Linked DNA regions of Homo sapiens: region 2 is linked to region 1. Evidence: chromatin loops called from intact Hi-C (ENCODE). Cell type or tissue: Caco-2. All regions are shown on one strand.

The links. A loop is a pair of places that touch in the nucleus more often than their neighbours do. Peaks named below come from ENCODE experiments on the same cell type or tissue, not always from the same donor. Only the 100,000 strongest peaks of a DNase experiment are listed, where the experiment ranks them.
Region 2: it touches region 1 in a loop (5-fold over the local background); 1 of 110 quality-filtered maps calls a loop at or near these places.

The regions. Positions count from the first base shown.
Region 1 is chr12:63,083,497-63,085,996 of GRCh38, reverse strand. No RefSeq gene overlaps it. Among named protein-coding and RNA genes, the nearest start is that of AVPR1A, 66 kb to the left of the region's middle. In Caco-2, no CTCF peak of the experiment used is centred here; a DNase peak (open chromatin) is centred at 1,246.
Region 2 is chr12:62,580,941-62,583,440 of GRCh38, reverse strand. All of the region lies in intron 32 of MON2 (MON2 regulator of endosome-to-Golgi trafficking), which reads right to left. Among named protein-coding and RNA genes, the nearest start is that of MIRLET7IHG, 21 kb to the left of the region's middle. In Caco-2, a CTCF peak has its summit at 1,486 (motif pointing left); no DNase peak of the experiment used is centred here.

The DNA of each region.
Region 1 (2,500 bases):
CCATGGGCATTTATCAATGCAAAGTAATAACAATAAGCTCAGGAAACTTTATTTTTTTATTATAAGTCACCAAAAGTATTCAGGCATGAGGCACTCTTTTGTTTTCTCTTGAAATGTTTGTAATGAAACGGTGGTTCCTGACTATTTTCCCATAAGCCTTCTCTGAAACTTAGCTGAAAACTATTTCCTTTTTGGTGAGTAAATATTTAATTAACTATGTGAAATACAGTATTAACCCAGATATTTGGTGGGCAGCTTCTGAGAATCTCAGATATTAGCAAAAGGGTTGTATACTCTGTTTAATACCCCAAAGTATCATTAAATATTGAAAGTGGTTTAAAAAAAAAAAAACAACTTTGGTTCTTAAAGAGGCAATGTGGTTTTCTAAAAAGACCTTTTCATCTCAGCTCTTTCATTAACCAGCTCTGAGACTTTGGGAAACTAATTTATGTAGATTTGAAGGCTTTTAACAACCTGGCACTGACCAACTTCTGCAAAAAATATTTTCAACTCCTCGTTTTTACCCTTCGCTCCAGTCTTTCACTACTTTTTCTCTCCTGCCTTGCTGTCTTTTCATCCAATTATTTTGCAAAGCAGTTCATTTCTTTCTTTGCAGACTAAGTCCTAGAGAGCCTCACTCTTGACTCTCACAGGGGCCTTCAAGGCATTTTGCAAAGCAGTTCGTTTCTTTCTTTGCATACTAAGTCCTAGAGAGCCTCACTCTTGACTCTCAAAAGGGGCCTTCAAGGCATTTTCCAAAACAAAGCGACATCTCTTCTTATATAAATGTTTCTACAGTGCTAGTTATCAAAATGCTTATTTTTAATAGAGCAGCAACTTTTTCTCCTACCTGCATCAGTATAATAATATATTCTTGATAAGCTTATTGAATAAGAAAAAAATTATTGTTTTTAGGCCTACTATATTTTAACCACTGATTTAGCGTGAGCGTTTGGATAAGTTCTCACTTCATCTTGACTATAACTCTGTTAACTAAGAATCTGTGCAAAAAATTGGGCTCAGAGAGGTTAAGTAATTTCTCCAATGCCTCACAGTTTATAAGTAGTAACATTGGAATTTAAATCCACATCCATCTGTTTTTATTACCTACAAAAAAAGAGGTTTAACCAGATAATCTCTGAGGTTCCTTAAGATACAAATTTCAGTGAATCTGTGTATGCAATAAAGGATTAACTCAGTAGACCTGAGTTGCACAAACCCTGCGTGTTCCAAAGAAAAGTTTGCCCCTTGACTGACTCCTGGATGATAACCTCTAAGAACCTGGAAATATCCTGCCTGATAAGACTCTTTTTTGTCTACCTTGGACCTTGGGTCATCCAGATAGTTTATGCTAATGGTCCTAGTTATGGTGGAAACCTTGGGCTATGCAATATCAGTTTGACCTCTGAAGGAGCTGGAAACTGAGTAAATAAGGTCAGCCACATGAGTTACAGCCATACAGAGTGACTTCTGATTTAATGACTGAAGTCTGGCTCTTAGAATTTTTGCTACTGGCAGCAATTTCAGGAAAACAGAACCTCAAAGAAGAGAATCCGGGATGAGTTCTCTGATCTGAATAGAGTTAAAGAATGTAATGGCCTCACTGCTAGCAAAAAAAAAAAAAAAAAACTTTGTTGGTATACAATGTACGGAGGCTAAATAATTTTTTAATTTCCACTTTTAGTTTCCTGGAATTATGAGCCTATAAGAAAGCTAAGTGTTGAAAGACCATATGACTTCTTCAAGAGAATCTTTGAGCAGAAAGTTTGACAACAACAACGATGGAGCTGGCTGGATATCTAAGACTGAAACTTACGGAAGGATGATCTATAAATTCTCAAGCAAGGAACCAAAAAAGCTTCTATGTTCTGAAAGAACGTTTTATTTCTTGTAGCTGCAGAGCTAAGATTTCTGAGAGCCAAATCTAAAATTGGATCCTATGGGTGACTGGGTAACAATGAAAGCTGAAATCACAGTGAGCCTTGTCAGGCCTCTTTCGTAAAAGTTAAAGTGTTGCCTGGAAAAGAATGGGGACATGAAAATTGGAACAGGGCACTTGGGGAGATTCTAAAGGGGAGGACAGCCCATTATTCTTGAGTGGCAGTTGCAGGCAGATGCTGACCAGATGGTGGATACGAGGCACACAGCAGTGTCTGTGTCTGGCAAGGTCTTGAGGACAACCTACTTCAGTGTTGCTGGCTGAGATTGTAGGTAGTGGGCTTCTTGACCTGCCCTTTCCCTAGCCCATTTGACAGGGATGAAACCTTGAATCTCCTGTATTGAAATACAAAGAACAACTTCCATTTGCCTGAATGAACACTGACCAATACAAGACTAAACATCAGTTACCTAAACAATTAGGAAATTTGTTAATATGAGACACTCACTTTTGAGCAATGTTAAGCAAAAGGGTCATATAGACATGAAAAGTAAGTGATGTCCCTAAACCAAGTAGGAGTGAGTGGATATTAGCGAGTGCTTCCAGCCATGTGCACTATAA
Region 2 (2,500 bases), 500 kb after region 1:
TCAGATGTTAGGCTCCCTGGATTCATTTTACTTCTCCTTTCTACCTTTCACTGAACTCTACATCTTTAGTTTCTATGAGTTCTTTCTCGTCTTGTTTTTTTTGTTTTTGAGACAGAGTCTCTAGTCTGTCACCTAGGCTGGAGTGCAGTGGTGTGATCACAGCTCATTGCAGCCTTGTTCTCCTGGGCTCAGGTGATCCTCCCACCTCAGCCTCCCAAGTAACTGGGACTACAGTCATAAACTACCTCACCCAGCTAACATTTGTATTTTTTGTAGAGATGGGGTTTTGCCATGTTGCCCAGGCTTGTCTCAAACTCCTGGGCTCAAGTGATCCTCCTGCCTCGGCCTCCCAAATGCTGGGAATACAGGCCTGAGCCACCGTGCCCAGCCTTCTTTCTTTTTCTACTGCTCCTTTTATGTAGCATTTTTTAAATTGTTCTTTTATCTCTTTGATCATCCTAACTGGTTTTATGTTTTCAGTGACTCTGCATTTTATCTGTTTCCTTCCAATTTCTTTTACTCTCTCTTCATTTGTTTTGGTCTTTCTCTTTGGTGTTAGAGAATTTCCTCAAATGTCTGTGAGCTCTGACTATCAGATCATACTTAAAAGCAAAAGGCCAATCATCACTGGAACCTCTGTGTTTACAGGTTGGCCTTGTTTAGCAAATAAAAGTTTTGTATGTATATGTTTAAGGAAAACTCTAAGTTTTTTTTTTTTAATGAAAACTACAAACTTTATTTTTCAACATAAGCTCAATCAAGTTCAAGACACTTTTGTAAGCGATGATACCAGCCATTTAGTTTATCTGTAAAAAACTGAGGTCCTGGGAATTTAACCATGTCAATGCTGTCTTTTTTACATTATTGACTGAAGAAAAAGGCTGTCCTTCAATGGTATTTTAAGATCCGAAACAAAAAGAAAACAAAAAGAGCCAAATTACAACTGTAAAGTGGATGCCTAATGATTTCCCACTGAAACTCTTACAAAATTGCCCTTGTCTGATGAGAGGAATGAGCAGGAGCATTGTTGTGGTGGTGAAGGACTCTCACGTGAAGCTTCCCAGGTGTTGGAAAACTCCAAGTTAGTGCTGAGAAGACATGTGTCATATGGCAAAGTCACTGAAAGAATGTCCATGCACCTTTCTTGTCTTGGTAAATTTAATACTATACATAGCAAGATATATTATCAGAAAACTGCCAGTAAAAGTATACTTGGTAACTCAATAGCCCTTATTTAACTTTGGACATTTATACCTAATTGTGAATATTGTTCTTAATGTGTATTTTATTAAAAGTTAAATATTTTCACATACTCTTAATAATAAAAAGTTGGCTACATTAAGATAAGCGGGGTTTAAAATTTTCCCCGAGATTCTCATGTTTGCTAAACCCACACTTTACCAGGCCAGTTTTAAAAACTGTTTGGGCTAGAAAAAAGAACTAGTATGTGAAGTGAGCAGTATGAGAGACATCTAGTGGTCAAACTGTACACATAAATGCTCTTTAAAATGCTCAGCACAAAATAGGAGAAGCTAGTTAAGGCTCTAGTAAATTCTGAGGATTAAGGATCTGCATGGCACAAATTTACAGTTTCTTTTTTCTTTTTTGTTTTTGAGACAGTCTCGCTCTGTCGCCCAGGCTGGAGTGCAGTAGTGTGATCCTGGCTCACTGCAACCTCCGCTTCCCGAATCAAGCAATTTTCCTGCCTCAGCCTCCTGTGTAGCTGGGATAACAGACAAATGCCATCACACCTGGCTAATTATTTTTAGTGGAGACAGGGTTTCACCGTGTTGGCCAGGCTGGTCTTGAACTCCTGACCTTAAGTGATCTGCCCGTCTCGGCCTCCCAAAATGTAGTTTTTAAATCATATATACATATATATGAGACAAGAGTCTTGCTCTGTTGCCCAGAGTGCACTCTAAAATGCAGTGGTACAATCATAACTCCGTCACCTCGGCCTCCTGGGCTCAAGCCATCCCACTTCAGCCACCCGAGTATCTAGGACTACAGGCATGTGTCACCATGCCCAGCTAATTTTAAAATCTTTTGTAGAGACAGAGGCAGTCTCACTGTGCTGCCCAGGCTGGTCTCAAACTACTGGCCTCAAGCGATCCTCCCACCTTGGGATCCCACCTAGCGATCCCAGAACACTAGGATTATGGGCATGAATCACTGCACCTGGCTGATGCCACAGTTTAAGACTTGAGCTCAGGTTTACAAAAAGAGAATTAATAACAAACAGTAATTTATATATCAGTTCCCAATTAAGGCAGCATGATATAATGAAAAGAAGCATGTAGTTCTTTTTAAGCATGAATTTGGCCTCTAGCCCTAAGATTGTGAGCAATTTTTTCAACCTTTCTAAATCAATTTTCTTTCCTGTAATATGGTCTTACCTATCCTCACAGAAATGTTGTGAGAAATAATATAACATTCTAGCATAGTATCTTGTACATAGTTGGCACTGAGTAAATGTTAATTCCCTTAAAAAATGTTGAGG